Regions from separate parts of the Mus musculus genome. Here region 2 is linked to region 1. The links are chromatin loops, found by intact Hi-C in ENCODE. Cell type or tissue: heart. All regions are shown on one strand. Links, peaks and the distances in the headings refer to the core of each region. The heading gives the core; the rest is flanking DNA.

Evidence for each region. Hi-C counts contacts between places; a loop is a spot of excess contacts. Peaks named below come from ENCODE experiments on the same cell type or tissue, not always from the same donor. Only the 100,000 strongest peaks of a DNase experiment are listed, where the experiment ranks them.
Region 2: a loop joins it to region 1, with 2.6 times the contacts of the local background. A loop is called at or near these places in 4 of 42 quality-filtered maps.

Annotation. Positions count from the first base shown.
Region 1 is chr14:25,455,644-25,463,777 of GRCm38, reverse strand. Zmiz1 (zinc finger, MIZ-type containing 1) reads right to left here and starts at 4,593. Exons shown (of 24, transcript NM_001310666.1): 1 at 4,222-4,593. In heart, for the core only: CTCF peaks have their summits at 3,210, 4,049, 4,248, 6,058 (motif pointing right) and 1 weaker place; DNase peaks (open chromatin) are centred at 2,217, 3,317, 4,547, 6,017 and 1 weaker place; H3K4me3 peaks cover 5,000 bases; H3K27ac peaks cover 5,000 bases.
Region 2 is chr14:24,899,752-24,907,885 of GRCm38, reverse strand. No RefSeq gene overlaps it. Among named protein-coding and RNA genes, the nearest start is that of Gm41110, 13 kb to the right of the region's middle. In heart, for the core only: a CTCF peak has its summit at 4,752; a DNase peak (open chromatin) is centred at 4,845; H3K27ac peaks cover 2,517 bases.

The DNA.
Region 1 (8,134 bases), core at 1,615-6,614:
TTGGGAGAGGCCAAAGCATTTTAAGCCCAAAAGTTCATCAGGCTTTCAGAAGGCCTGCAACTCGTTCACGGCCGCCCTTAAGTACAGATGCTGCCCAAAGCATCATATCACAGGAAGCAGGCAAGCTGAGGCTACCAGTCAGCTGTAAGCTAACAGGGAGGTAAGGATAATAGAGCAGCCTCTGGAAAAGGATTCCAGCAACCCTTACCCCAATCTGGTCCTAGACGTATTCTGCACAAAAAGTGTGCGTAACTTTCAGGATGAAGACTCAAATGTTTTATCTGCCTCATCCTCAACCATGTAGGATGATAGGAGTTCTGGGCTTGGACCCATTTTACAAATCAGGAGACTGAGGCCCAGCAGAGTGACCTCCTGGCCCACACAGCTAGCAAGCCACAGCCATCTGGTAGGGTTTTCTTTCCCCCTGTCCAGTGTCTATGGTAGGTTGGCTGTGTGTTGCCTCCATGAGGAAGGGCCTAACCTCAGCCTCATGGCTGGAGCTTCCAGGCTTCATGCACCCAGGCAGGCTGGCAACCCCAGCCTCGGGGTATCTTCAGAACAAAGATGCTCCCACCCCACCCCACCCCCAACCCCCAGAGAGGGCTTGGGTAGAGGCCACTGTGTCCTGCTGAGAGGATCCAGTAGTCACCAGGAGAAACTGCAGCCACAGGGTCAGGGTCAGGGGTAATTAGGGCAGCAGCCTTTGTTATCTACACAAAACCCTAGGAATCTCATAAAGATGCAAGAGAGGCAGGGGCCTGGCAAGGACCCACAGGAGCAGCTATGAATGAAAATTTATGGGACCCAGTCACTATCCCAGCAGGCCTTACCATGCTGGTATCATGCCACCATACCCAAAGATGTTTCCCCAAATTCACTCTCTGCTGTACAGATTTCTTACAACATTTTACCCAAAGACTTGGGTCAAAACTACCCAATGAACCTGGGGCTGAAACTAGGTATCCAAGCTTCCCCTTGCCCCCAGAGGACATATACAAAGTTCAGGTTTGTGGATCTTCTCAGCTGGGTCCTTCCAGCTCTTGATAGGAGTGAACCTGTGGACAACTATGCCATGTTGGGTCATTTAAACAGTAGCCAGGGATGAAAATGTGGGATTACTATGGCTAGGGAAGTGTTACATGTGTGTGTGTGTGTGTGTGTGTGTGTGTGTGTGTGTGTGTGTGTGAGAGAGAGAGAGAGAGAGAGAGAGAGAGAGAGTGTGTGTGTGTGTGTGTGTGTGTGTGTGTGTGTTGGAGGGGGTGTTGGAGCCAAACCCCAGTTTCTAGGTCTTTCTTCATTTGCCCTAGATCCCTCTCCCTGACTTTCCCTTAGAATGAAAAAAATAAAAAAAGAACATTTTGTCCCCACAAAGAAGCCAGCAGCCGTTTCTGCACAGACAAGGCTATTTATTTAAACTTTTTTTTAAAAATAAGTCCAGTCCCCTCTGTGAGACTGTGAGCAGTACTCAGAAAGTCTTACAACTGCAGCTCAAGTCTTGAAAACTCTATAGCTCCTCCCCCAGCCCCAGTTCCCAAGTTCCCAAGACTAAACTTCTGATTCGTATGAGAAGATGAGGTCTCCTAACCGTGTGACTTGGGGCCAGTGATGCTTCTGTCCTTTGGAGAAAAACAAAACAACCAAAACCCATAAAACTCAGAGGACAACACCATCTCCCTCTAACTGCACTCCTCGCTGCACACGCTCCTAGGCAGATAGATAGGGCTTTCAATGTGCCTTTTGTTTGATGCTGGCGTCTCCACATCCTCTTCTTGAAGAGGGAAAGGTCAGCACAAGGCTCCGGGGTGTTCACAAGCCCTCTGCCTCGCTCTGGGGCCAGGAATTCCCCCTTCTTTGGACCTCTTAAAAAACCAGTCCGGATAAGAAAGGCCATGAGCTTGCGCCCTCATCTAAACTTCCCAAAAGCTCACAGGCAACTAACTCTTCCACACTCCAGTCACCGCACAAGCATAGAGAGGCAGGCCCCGGAATTCACCAGCAACCAAGTCGCCTGTTTCTCCAGCCCCAGCCACCATCCCTTTATCTGTACCTTCAAAAAAACAATAATAAGCAAAACCAGGCACCTCTGGGACCAGCCTCTGGCCTCCTGCCCTGCCCTGTGTAACCAGCCTGTCCTCACACCCACGAGGGAGGGAGGAGACTGCACTAGTCAACCCTCTGGTCTACCAGGCCCAGTTCCCAGGTTGCAGCAGAAGCAAACTGTTGCTTAAGAAAACCATTGGCACCAGGAGGCAGCTGGAGCCAATGGCTCTCTATGTAACGCCAAGGCAGGGGCTTCCACAGGCGCAGCTCACAGACCGCCCTTCCAAATCCGGGGGGTTGGTCCCCAGTGTCCATGCGCGGGGCTGTCCACCCACGGGGCTCCAAATGTCCCTGGCAGTGCAGAGAGGAGGGAAAGGCTGGCCGAGCGGTGCACTCACCCCGCCAGCCCAGCCGCCAGCCAGCTTCTTGGAGATCTCAGAGAGAACATTTGTTTGGGCTGCCAAGTTAAATCTTCCTCCCTCATGTCAGGGCATTGGAAAAGCAGTCAGGGGAAAGGGGAAGGGGGAGAGCGTGGGGGAAGGAGCCGCGGGAAGGAGGGCGGGAGAACGCGAGCAAGCAATCCAGGCGGGCAGGCTCAGAGCCCCAGTTACTCTTAGCACTGCCAGCCCAAGAAGCTGCAGTTCCCGGGGGAGACGTTGACCGAGGTCTCGGCATCGAAGCAGAGATCTGGCCGCCGGGCCTTCCAGGGCTCCCGGGTCGGGTGCCGGGATGCCCGGCTCCTTGAGCCCGGGCTGTGGGAGAGGCCCTTCACCCTGCTCCGGGCTGGAGGCACAAGGTGGAACTGTAAACCAGAGAAAGGAAAAGTTTTCGGCAGGTAGAGGGAAGGGCAGAGTAGCCGCGGCGATCCGCTGTCCCCGGGGGAGGGTGGGGGGCCCAAGCCCGCAGTCCTGGCGCGCTCCTGTCCGCTAGCCCTCCCGCCCGGGTTGTTTACATTCCTGGAGTGTCTTTTAAACCGGAGGCTGTGGCCGGCTCCTGGCCTTCTCCCGCGGCTTCGGGGCAGTCTCCCGTGAAAATCTGCTGGCGCACAATGGCCGGGAGAGGAGGCCGCCCCTCTCCCGCGCCCCCACCGCTCCAGGGCGGGGAGCCTGCCCTCTGCACCGCGCCCTCTCCCCGCCTGGCCAGCTTCCTGGACAGATGTCTCCGGCCAGGGGGCGACGCGCTCCCGCAGCCTGCACCGCGACACCGAGGCCGTGCTCCCCACTGTTTTCTCCCTGGCCCTGACGCCAGGAATGTGAAACAAGCTTTCTGAGCTTCCCTCCCACAATCCGGACCGAGCTTCAGCTCCGGCCCGGCCCCTCAATCTCCTCCCGGGTCGGCCTCCCACTCCCCCGGGGCCACCGCCGCCGGAGACAGAGAGGAAGAAAGAACACGGGGAAATTACTTTCGTATTTGCAACGCGCGCGCACACACACACAGACACATCTTCCCCTTGGGCTCGCCTCCCGACTGGGGCAGCCCCGGCCAGGCGTTGGCCTGAAAGCCCCTTCGGCTTCCGAAGCCCGAACGAGAAGCCTCGACACATCTCTTCAACGTGTCCTGCTTCAGCCACGCGCCGCGTTTCCCTGGGCTATTCTCCCCCCAAAACAACTTAACCGCGCCCCCATCTCCCATGTACAAAAGTGTGTTCTCCATAGAAATTCGGAGGCACAACTTAACACCACCAACCCTTGCCACCCTAGAATCCAGCGCCTTCCCGGAGGTTCTCCTACGCACACAGGAGCACAACTTCACATCTTTCCAAAAGAGGCAAGGGAGAAGCAGCCAGTCCTTCCCGGGTCCTCTCCTCCCTCCTCCGAATCCGTATCCCGGCTGGCTCCCGACTGATCGGAGCGACGGCTGGGAGGCGCGCCGGCAGGAGGCGGGCACCGAGTCCGAGCGCACAACCGCACCGGCGCCCCGTACACCCGAAGAACCCCGGGTCCCCGCGCTCATCCGGAGCCGCTCTACACAAGCTGGGCGCTCGCTGGTGGCCAGAGCCTCCGCCCCCGGCGGCCAGAGCAGCGGGCCGAGCCTGCACGGCTGGCTTCTTTCGCCCGGCCAGAGCTAAACCTTTAAGAGGAAAGCCCTAGTATAGTACACGGCGCTCGCACCCCGATGATCCGCCGGGAGCGGGTGGAAGCCTCGGTGTTAACGGGCGCTTGGCTCTGTCCCCAAACTTACCGGGCGCTGCGAGCACCACTGCCACCGCTGGAGGACGCGCCGCCGCCACCGCCGTGTAGGGCAGGCTGGAGCCGGGAGGAGCGCAGCGAGAGCGCGGAAATCCACTCGGCTCCGACTCCGGCTCCGGCTCCTCACCGGCCGGGGCTAGGGTCAGCGCGCTGCGCGGGCGCTGCTCGCTTGCTCTGCAGCCGGATCGCTGCTCGCCCGGCCGGCAGCTTGCTCTCCCGGGCGCCCGCCGCCGCCGCCGCTCGCTTTTTTAATGTCCACAGACAGTGAAAAGGAACTCGGCGTTAGGGGGTGAGTAAGTGAATCAACTCGCCCGGAGCCGAGCAAGTTGAAGTGTCAGATTACATTGGCTATTCTATTTCCAAAGGGCCCCGCGCCGCCGGCCTCCCGCAAAAGCCGGCACGGAGTCACGGCGGGAGCGGAGTGCCGCGCCTCCGGCGCGCAGCTCTGCTTGCCTTGGTTCGCTCTCCATCTGCGCGCTCGCTGCGCTCTCCTTTTCTCTTTTCCTTTCCTTTCCGCCTCTCTCCTTTCCCTTCTTTTCCTCCCTTTCTTCTCCGTTCCCAGGTCTCAGCTCTTTTCCGAACCCTGTTAGGCACCGCGCCACCCTCACCCTCCTCTGCTGCTCGTTCACTCTCGTCCCTCTTCTCGCCTCCCTTCGCTGCTCTTTAACGCCCCCCTCTCCGCATCCCATAAGTTTGGAGCGGAGAGACTGATGTGCCTAGGAAGGGATCACATTGGTAGGAGCAAAATTACTTCCAGAAGGCGTACCCCGCTTCCTACTGGTCCCCTGCAGGAGTGCACTGAGACCTCAGGTGCTGTCAGCTATCTGAATTGGGGTGACTGGATTGCTAATGAGACACTGTGTGCGAAACTTCCATGTAGATTTTGGGATTATTCCTAAAACAGGGTGAGAGAGGGTGAGAGGACCCTAACCTTCACTACCACCGGTGACGCAGGGGAGACTAAAGTGCGCCTCCATTGACATCTTGAGAAAGAGCGAGAGGTGCAGCGAGAACCATAAATACCCACTACTACTTGAAGTTAAGAGCAAGGACGCCTTAGTGCCTGGTAGGGAGCGCCTGGGGCGCTGAGAGCCGAGCGCTCCCGCTTTGCAGAGGTGGAAATAACCCAACCAAGCCCACAGCCCAGGGCTGGGCTCCACTCCTACAGTGGCGAAGAGCACTCACGAAGCAGTTAGGTGCGCTCACTTGCGGAGGTTCCCCTCACAGACCGGCCCCCAAGTGTATCCAAGTGCGCACTCCCTTTGGCTCTTGTCCATTACCACTCACACAGAAACTCCTACACAAACGGCAAACGGGTTTGCGCCTACCTTACAGCATGGCACGCATACTTCTCATAGCACGCATGACCCCCTCCACACACTTGTACACACACTTTCCATCCCAGTTATGCCCGTGCACCTGGAGTCATACAATTGAACACACAAATATAGTGTACACCACCCCCGGTACGTTTAAAAACAAAACAAAACACGAGGCATTCCCCCGTGCACTACCTCTCACATTCGCGTACACATACCACACATGTTCCCCTTACTCTTCCACATCCCTTCCTCAACCCCACCCGCCTCTCGATTAGAGGTAATGTAGTCCTAAAGACAACAAGCGTCTAGGCTGGACCCGCGCGCGCGCGCGCGCGCGCACGCGCTCCCCTTCAGGACAGGCGGGGGAGGCTTGGGTCTGAGCCCGCTAGGGACTCCAGGTGTGGCGATAACTCCGTGCTCCGCGTTTTGCAGGCAGCCACGGTGTCGGAGGCGAGGCGAGGAAGGGAGCTGGAATAACAAAGGCAAGTTGGGAAGAGCGCAAGGGGGCGCAGCCCTGGCCGGGCCGCGGGGGGAGCCCTGCACTGCCGGGTCGTCGGAGGCTGCTTGGCCGCCAGCCGGGGGAACCGGAGGTGGGGAGGAAAAGTGGGGGGAGAGGGGCGGAGCCGCCGCGTGACGTCAGAGAACAATGACACCGCTGGGGGCGGGTTTGGGCAGGCAGCCCGGGCGGGGGTCTTTCTCAGGGCCTGGGGCGGGCGGATGAAGTCTTGGCCTCGCCAAGGCGGCAGTTTGATTGACGAGGTCCGCAGGGGAGCGCAGACGTGCCACGCAGACTCGTGAGTCCTGAGCCTCCTGGGTGGTGATCAGAGCGCACCGCAGGCCGACAGGGGAGCCGGCCGGACAGCTCCCCCCATCACAGACCCCCAGTTTAGAATATCCTTCAGAGGGCTGGCTGATCTGACCTCGGCTTGAACTCCTTCAGGGCCAGAGAGATCACTCCTTCCATCACCAAGACAAGAAGGCAAAATGCGTTTGCTCGCTTTGAATCCATTCTCAAAGCTGTGACTGTCTGGCAGCTGAGAACTCAGCCTGGAATTCCTGAGGGTAGACTGCAGCTCAGGTCCACAGGGACATTGGGCAAGGGTATCTGGGTGCGGGGGGGGGGGGGGGAAGCTACCTTTCTGGAGGCAAATTCTGACTCCTGCTGCTTTCGGGTGCAAGTGGGGGTGGGGTGGGGGCGGTGCTCATTTCTGGCCTCAGTCCTCGGACCTGTCACAAGAGATGAACTGTTAGCAACTTGCTCCACCACCCACCCACAGGTGGCAGCTGAGTATCCCCGGGGAAAGTGGGTGGCATGAAATCACTTCCAGACCTCTAGGGACACTGGAATGGCCTGGTCCCAGTACATTTACAACAACAAGAAGAATACCTCCCCCGACTCCACCCCAGCTTGTGGATGGCCCGGGTTGGGCAGGGCAGTCTGAGAAATCCTGGAAAGCTGGACTTGAAAGATGAGAAATCAGTTTGCTGAAGAAGCCACAGGCATCCTGCTCTCAGGCACAGCATCAGCACACCCAGGAGGCCACCACCGTCCTCAGCACCAAAGCCCCTGTCAGCCTTAAGATGCAAGAATAGACCCAAACAACAGCAGGGCCAGCTCCCGTTCCCTTGATGACCACCAAGTCAGGGCACTCAGCTCTGTGGGTCTTTCTCCAAATTTGTAAGTAACCTGAGCTAGTCACCTCTAAGAAGTGGAGAAAATGGTGACCTATGGTGAACATTCATGTTCAAAAGCTCCTGCCCAGAAGAAGGCCTGTCCCATCCCCTTTCTTTAAAAAATTACATCTCGTTTATTTATTTATTTGAGGGGAGGGACACACATGAAGATCAGAGGACAACTTTGAGGAATCATTTCTCTTTTTCCACCAATGTAGGTCCTAGGGATTGAACTTGGATCCTCAGTCTTGATAGGGTGTACCAATGGTGAGCCATCTTGCTGGTACCCAACCCCTTATTTCTAGCCTACATGTACACCTGGAAATCCAGAAGTAGCTGCAGAGGCTGGAGGAGTCTAGCAGGACAGAGCCCATGTTGCTTTCAGCCTTCCCCGCCCACCAAGCATGACAGCTTGAGGGCAGTAAATCTAAGAACTCACACCCAGGCCTCTTCTGAGGGCCCACACCTGAAGCACTGGGATTCCCAGGCCCTCCTTATCTCTGTTTCTCTGCTCAAGGGGTTACTGGGCCAGCTGGCCCCCTCTGGAGTCCTAGAAGGGATGGTTTATTTAGTGCCTACTGTGTGCTGAGTGAGGACATCATGACATTCACTTACTGCCTGCAGTTAGGGACACTACTGTCCCCTCCAGAGGAAAGTGAACTGTCAATCTTGTCCACATGCTGCTCAGACTCTCATTAACGAGGCATCTTGTTAGCCAGCCACTCTGCATTCTTATCCAGAAATTCTGTGTAGCCCTGGGCAAGTTGTTCTCCCTTTCTGAGCCCTCTGTAAACTAAAGGCTAAGTCTCATAACACTGATCAAGCCTTGGTGTTTGTCTACTCCCTGAGTTCCCAGTCTCAGCTTCAGCAGCAGTAGGGCCTGGGTGGAAACAGAGATGGAAAGTCCAC
Region 2 (8,134 bases), core at 1,932-6,931, 560 kb after region 1:
GGGAGAAAGCAGGAAGCAGAGAATGCGGACCACAGGGCAGTAAGAAACAGTCTTGTTTAAATGCTGATGTCAATCTAGGGGGGAAAGGGAGTCACTCTGGGCTGCTGAGCAAGTGAGAAAGATGAAGTACAGGCAAGTGTCCTTCCTCTCACGGAAGGCCTGGCGCCTGTGCTTGCCTTTGTTCAGTCTGTCAGGCCACCAAATCGAGCTTACCATCACACTTTCTGAACTCCTGCAAAGCACAGCCAGGGAATGGCTGCTCTGAAGATGGCTTAGCTCTGGGCTCCTGTCATATCCTGCTCTATAGCCTGCTGCATGCTGGCTCGCTCTCCTTGCACACCTTATCCACAGGTAAGACTCTCTCTCTCTCTCTCTCTCTCTCTCTCTCTCTCTCTCTCTGGCTATCTCTCTGTCTGATACCCACACATGTATTGACAGCTCCAGCTGAACTGCACACATGAGCCGCGACGCAGGCATCTTGGAGAAAGTCCCACTAAGGCATACTTCTGTTTTCTTCAGCTCTTCCTCTTATAGAAACGGGCTCTACTGTTTTGTTTTTGTTTAAATCTTCGCTTCTCATCTGATCTCACAGACTTAGTTTCTCATCCATCATCTTACTCGAAATCTTGGCCCCTAACTTAGGACATTTTGATTTACAGCTTCTCAGCCTCACTCTGGGGCAGAAGCTAGGTCCATTCAGTAGAAGCCACACTTCTGGTTTTAATTTCCTTCCTCTCCCAGACTGGTAGTGAAGTGGTATGGTGACTCTTACCATCCCGGGCGCTGCATCAAGCCGCAGCCCTGAGTCTTAGGAGCCATGATCAGCACTGTGCTGGGATGTACAGCATACTAGGCACGGTCACTGCATTTCCAACCCATTGCTTCAATGTACCATGAGCTTATTGGGTAAGTCCGGCATCATCTCTGCCATCATCAGCACACATGCCTCACAGCTGCCTATGGAGGGAAGGATGTCCAGGTCCAGACCTCTGGTGCTCCCCTCTTCCAGTATTGGTTCTGGCTCCAGTTATTCAGGTATTTACATTCTGAAATTCTGCTAGATTGGACACATCCTATTGTGACCTGGGCTTAAAAGCAGTGAGGCTGACACACACCTCTCTGTCAGCAGTGAGGCACTCTAAGGAATTCCTTTCTTGGCCACAGTGTGTTAGTCCTCAGAAGGGCTAGATTCTCCAATGGAGTCTGCCACTGCAGCCAGGGGCGCCCCTCCCAGGCCTCTGCCTGTGTAGGAGAGTTGACTGCCAGCCACTAGCTGTGCCCTCTGGGTCCTCATACTCTGCTTATGCAAGTCACACCTGCCATCTCCCATGAGGCTGGTGTCCATTTGAGGTAGATAACCATAACCTGAAATCTAGGGTGGGGCCACCAGGATTAAGGTGGAGTAATGTTAAGAATAATGTTACTTGAGAAACATGGTCCAGATTTTCTTAGACCAGTGCCAGAGTCTCAAAGTTCCTTCTCCACCTTTCCCTCCCTTCTTCTCCCAACTTCAATCCTGTGTGTCGGCTGAAAGTCTCTGTGCTCTTAACTCTCGGCAAACTTGTTCCCTAGTGAAGCTACATTCAGTCTTGTCCTAGAACCTCTTTTTGGGATAGCCTGCAGCATTCAGTCTTGTCCTAGAACCTCTTTTTGGGATAGCCTGCAGCATTCAGTCTTGTCCTAGAACCTCTTTTTGGGATAGCCTGCAGCATTCAGTCTTGTCCTAGAACCTCTTTTGGGATAGCCTGCAGCATTCAGTCTTGTCCTAGATCCTCTTTTGGGATAGCCTGCAGCATTCAGCCTCAACTCATAATGGACAAAACTTGCGAGCAAAATTCACCCTCCTCTGCTCATCTGCAAGTTGATCTACCATCAGTTCACTCCTTCTCAACCACAGGCTGTCAGATGTTTGTCTTTGCTGTGGCTATTCGTGAACTACACTCCTATGTTTGCACATAACTGCCATGTGTCCAATGCTGGACATAAAGGTTCACGGTTTAAAGGTCCCACGGGTAGCCCTGAAGCCCTCACAACCACAGTAGAGGTGGTCAGTATATCAATTTTACCTCACCTGTGATGTCACTTCCTGGTAGCTGAGCCAGGTATGCTCCGTCTATTTAATATTTCCTAGTGCCTGCAGGACAGTGCAGAAAGCGTGACGCCTGTCAAATGAGGCTGATCATATCACACGGCATCAGTCATCCTAGAGCACACCCAAGTGAAAACTTATGCATTGTCAACCCAGTTTCAGTCACAAAGAGGCCCCTTCTCACATTGGAAGGGAAGCGAACCGACCCTCAGTCAGCTGAGCCCGGCTTTAGAGAGGGGAGACTGGGTAGCGGCTGCTGCCATTAAATTACACCCCACTTCCTTCGTCTCCTGTGGCTGGGTTAGTGTATTCAGACCTCCATCATCCTCTGTGGACACTGTAATCCAGGAGCATCTGGGGATAGAGTAACTTTCCCAAACCCACCAGACTTTAGTCCCATTCCCTTTACTGGGGATTGAACTAGGGTCAGAGGATCTAATAGACTCATGGTAGGCTCTGTGGTTTCTCCATGTGGAGTCTAGTATCTCACTAAAAGATCCCTTTGTATCTGGAGAGCCTGGGCAGGAGAAATGGCTCTGTCAGTAAAGTTCTTGTGTTACAAGCATGCAGACCTGAGTTCGGATCCCCAGTTCCCAGGTAAAAAGTCAGGGATGAGAGCAGGCGTCTGCAATCCTAGCACTGGAGATGAAGAGAGAAGACACTCCTTGGAGCTCATTGACTAACCAGCATAAAGGAATTAATGAGCTCCAGATGCGGTAAGAGGTGGTGTCTCAAAAGAGGAGGCAGTCCAATTGCAGAAGACACCAGACGTGGCCCTCATACTCCACTAATACACACATGTCCATGGGTACCCTTGTGTACACATGACCACACATGAATATGTTAATACACGTACACCACACACACAAGCCTTCAGTAGTTCCCGGGAGCCTTGGAGAGACAGCTTGAGCTGTTATGTCTCATACGTCATGGCTCTGGAAGGCTGACTCCAGCCAGCTCAGCGCTGCTGCTTCCCCCTTACCCACCCTAACACATGCATGGTGCACAGGCCCACACCCAATGTATATCCCTTTGCTCTGGCTTCTCTCCAATGCTGAAAAGCCATGGACTTGGCTCTCACCTTTATGACTTAGCTGGTTTCCTTCACCCATCTAAAGCACCTTGCCTGCCACCTTGCTATCTGTCAAAGCCAACTTTGTTTCCGAGGACAGGGTGGCCTTCCTTATGAGCCCTGGCTCAGCTACCATGAAATGATGTCATAGGAGAGGTAAAATTGATACTACTGACCACCCTCTGTTGTAGTTATGAGGGCTCCAAAGAAGACCTCTGTCACTCCACTCTGCATTTGAATTGCTGTGTCTGTCACACAGGAAGTGGTGCAGGGGAAAAGGATGGACCACAGTGCCCATGGTGCTTGTCTCTGGTTAGGGGATTTACTGGAATCAAGTCTACCTTTTTTCCACTTGGCTGCATTTTCTGTATATATTTTAAATAAGTCTCAACTTTTTAAATGATGAGGGAAAAAATAAGATTATTTCAAAGAGGACATGAGCCTGTCTTATAGCAGCACATTTGCCACTTGTCTTCCTGTCTTTGCCACCCCAGACCCAAGACTGGAACACGGGCGCAGGTATTCATCGAGATCATTTACCCATCTGCTAAGAGCTAATTCTAGTCCTTCAGCTTCCAGCTCTGCTACTTTATTATACATGGGAGGTGGAGAGAGAGAGAGAGGGAGAGAGAGAGGGAGGGAGAGGGAGAGAGAGAGGGGGAGAGAGAGAGAGAGAGAGAGAGAGAGAGAGAGAGATGTAGAGTGTATCCCTAGATCCTTTCCCCCTGTATCACCTGTTTCTCAGGTCCGGGTACCAGACCCCAGACCAGTTCCATGGATCTGCCCCTCCTGCCCCAGGATAAGTGTCTGTCATAGATCTGGAATGATCACATCCATGCCCCCACTCCAACTCTGACTCTGAAACCACCCACCAGGATAAGATTACTGAGCTGTGAGAAGGTTTGTGCATCCACATTGGAGAGCCTGGAGAAGGTCAGGTCATTACACCAGGGCAAGCACAAGAGAGGGCAGCTCAGATACAACCTTACCTCTACATCACCACATCACCTCCTCTTCCTCCCTCCCTCCTCCCTTTCTCCTCTTTTTCTTCTTCCTGTTCGTTCCCTTTCTTCTTCCTCTATTCTTCTCTGCCTCTCTCCCCATGTCCTCTCCCCCTTCCTTCTCTTCCCTTCCTCCTCTCTCTCCTCCTCCTCTCTCCTCCTCCTCCTCTTCCTCTTTTGTCTTCATTTTTAGATTACCCTCTGGAGTTCCTATCTGAAATCCAAGCTAATTTCACCATAACTACCAGATCATTATGCTTGAGAGGTACTGGACTTCCCAGAGAGTTGAGCCAGCTCTGTAGCCTTTACTGAAACATCAGTGGCTGGAAGCTATTTCCTGAGTCTCTAAACATCTTCCCCTGGCAAAGCCCTAGTAAAACATTATGAATCCCTGGCATCCCAGAGATCAGGATCTGCCCACATCCTTTACTGTTCAAAACTAGGGAATCTACCTCCTTCACTATCAAGACAGCCCAAGACAGACTCTATAACATGGGCACAGTGAGGATGGGGCAGAGGAGAATGGAGCAGGTAGACCAGGATTTCTTTGTCTCTGTGAGTTCTACCAGCTCATGACACCACCTAATGGCCCCAAGAATCAGAACACCGAGTATCCACAAGTGCAGCTCCATCAAGCTCTGGCATCCAAAGGGAAGAGACCTCAGTCCACTCCCAGCACGAGCAGTACTTTGTGTCCCATCTGGCAGCTCTAGCTTGTACAAAGCCAGTCGTGACATCAGCTGACTCCCAGGACTATAGAGTGAACAGGGAGTTGAAGAGTGTTTCCTCTAATAGCAGAGAGCTGGGCGGGGGGGGGGGGGTGGTGGAAGAAGAGACAGGGAGAGAGGGAGAGAGGGAGGGAGGGAGGGAGGGAGGGAGGGAGGGAGGGAGGGAGGGGAAGGATTTCAGGGGAAGAATATGGAGTGACCATACTTTATTTAGAACTGAGTTGTAATTCCTGTGTTGAAGTTTTGAAGTTCTAAACTCTGGGACCCCAGAATGGGGCTGTATTTAGAGACAAGGTCTTTAAAGAGATGACTGTTAAAAATGAAGCCATTGGGGTAGCTCTAAATTCAGTATGATGGGTGTTTTCATGAGGGAATACATAGACAGAGATACACACTCATAGACATACAGAGGGAGGGAGGGAGGGAGGGAGGGAGGGAAGGAGGGAGAGAGAGGGAGAGAGAGAGAGAGAGAGAGAGAGAGAGAGAGAGAGAGAGAGAGAGAGAAGCAACCACCCCTTCTGACACCCTATTGGGCTCCTCAAGGGTGGTGAGCCGATGGAACAAGTTTGCATTGTTTAACAGCTCCTAGCCACACAACCTGTTTGGTGGCACTGTTACAGCATCCAAGCTGATAAAACCCCGATGTTCCCTGTCACAGCCTCAGGGTACCTCATGCCTTTATCCTGATTTTAGTGATACATTTCTAAAGCACAGGCCTTCCTCTACAGATATGGAGTTGCTACAACACAGTAACATTATTTTACAAATGTATAAGGGCAGAGATGAAAAACATGCTCTACTAAAAGACTTGATCCAAAAATTAATTTGCTTCTTTTCATTTTAAGAGAAATAAAACCATTATGTTTTGGTGGGTGCCAAGAGTATCGGGCCACAGGCATGTGTCCACTGTGCCTAAGGGAGTCCCTAGAAGCACCTACTGCCGGACCTATGCCAATCCATACCCTTGGCATCACAGGACCTCGGGAGTTAAAAGTACAGTTGTCCTCAGGTGAAATTGCCGAGCCCGGTGTGGGTGGCCAGCATTGGCCTTTGACCACAGCTGAGCAAATAAAACCCAGGCTACCTCCGAGGTTGTACTCAGCTCTTGCCTGCCTCCTGCTTCCTTGCCAGGGGCCCAGAATTTGAAAAGCATGCTGTCTGTGGCTGCCCGACTGCATGGCAGACACACAGGGCAGGCCCCCTTTTCCTGGGTCACACCAGGCAAAGCCAACTGGGAGAATAAAGAGCTGACTTTGTGGGCTGTATCTCCCCTTGCCTGGCCTGACCCCCTCCATTGGCCCACGACTCTCCAGGGATTCTAGAACATTCCGAGGGAAAAGACCTCATCTGTGGTAAGATACAGGACAGCCAGTCAGTAGCTTAACTGGTTTTCCTGGATAGAGAGAATAAACAAGGGCTAGCATGGTCTGATTAAGACAGGGGCCTTGGCCTTCTTCATCCCTACACAAGCCTGGCTCAAGTACATTGCAAACACCAAAGAACCCCAAAGGATGCCATTTGGAAATCATGTGTTGAGTGGTCTCTGAGCTCCAGTTTGGGAGGGATGACCATGGTCTTGCATAAATGGCTGGTCATGCAGTAAAAACAAACAAACAAAAACAAAAACACAACCCAGTGGGGTCGGGGATCCTCAGGCGGGGCTAAGAAAGAACAAGGCAGATGGGAAGCTTCCCAGAGGGCTCCTCAGTGGAAAAAGCAGGTCCTGTTCCAGGAGCCATGGAAAGGCAGTGGTGGTCATCCCAGGAACAAAATACAGTTACCACGGACAGACTCATCAAAACGTCTCAGTCACAGCACAGCCATCATGGCCACAGCTGTCATACGCACAGTGCTTGCAGATGCAGCTCCACTGCGCACCACTACAGGCATATACACCAGCATAGTCATGGGCAGAACGTGTCGTGCATACTCCATGTTACACAAAACATGCCACACGCTGTGTCCGGCCTGTGAGGCATCTCTGCTGAATCCATTAGCAGGCCAGCAAGCAAGGCCCTCCCCTCCATGGGAGCTCTGAGGCAAGCTAATCCCCACATACCTAGGATGTTAAATCATTGCTTCTGCTGTGGGCTGCCCAGGTACATCTGGCTCCGTTTAGTCTCCCCCACTGAGCAGAAACACATGTGGGCTCTGTGCTGAGGTGGGAGTCTGTGTGCACAGGCTTCTGCAGGCCGGTGGGGGCTGGGGGCCGCTGAGACGGGATGTAAGGCAGCTTTTCAGAAGTGTGGTTTTTGGCACACGTGTGTTCTGTGAGATATAATTGGGTTCTATGGAAAAAAAAAAAGGTTTCCTCAGAGAAGGGAATTTGGCAAACTGCACCGATCCAGGGTGAGCCAAGAATCATGGGCTTCCTCAGAGACTCTGAATAAAAAGAATTGTTTCCTAAATGTACATTGTTGGATTACCCGGAAGGAGACTGGTGAGTAGTGGTCAACAGGAAACCCAGATTTCCAGGGCTTGAAAGTTCTGGAAAGGTATCAGCTCCCACAGTAGGAAGTCCAGAGATGGGTACTTCCAGGACTCAGTGTTCAAGCATGTCACTGAAGCCAGCTACCTTACATTTTTCCCCCTCTGTAGTCTGAATTGTTTCCTCGCCGGAGTCAAAATGGCAGCTGCAGTTCTGGGTGCCGTCACAGTCTCCGGAGCTGCCAGCACCAGAACTTCTGTAGCTTGAGGGAGACATTTCTCAGCGATCCAACCAGAGACCTCTCTCCATATTTTATTAGCCATACTGCTGCCTAAAGCAGTTTGTGGAAGGGGGCTCACGGGGCTAGAACTCAGGACTGAAGCGACACTAACTACTTGCTCAAGGGACTTCACGCTATCCATCTTCCATCTTACTAGAGACCTTTGAGGATGCCCCAACTTTGAGAGATTCTTCTCTGGCCGCTCTAATTGCTGTTTAGTTTTCTGTCAACTTGGCACAAGCTAGGTCAGTTGGGAAGAGGTAACCTTAGTGGAGAGAATGTCTGCATCAGATTGGCCTGTCGGCAACCCCATGGAGCATTTTCTTGATTAGTGGCTGATGTGGGAGGACCCAGCCCACTGTGGGCAGTGCAACCCCTGGGCAGACGGCCCTGGGTTGATAAGAAGACAGACTGAGCAAGAGTGGAAGATAAGAAATAACTCAAGTTATCCTCTGACCTCTACACACCAGCCATGCATGAACATGCACATGCGTGTGTGCATGCGTGCGTGCATGTACACACACACACCACCAACA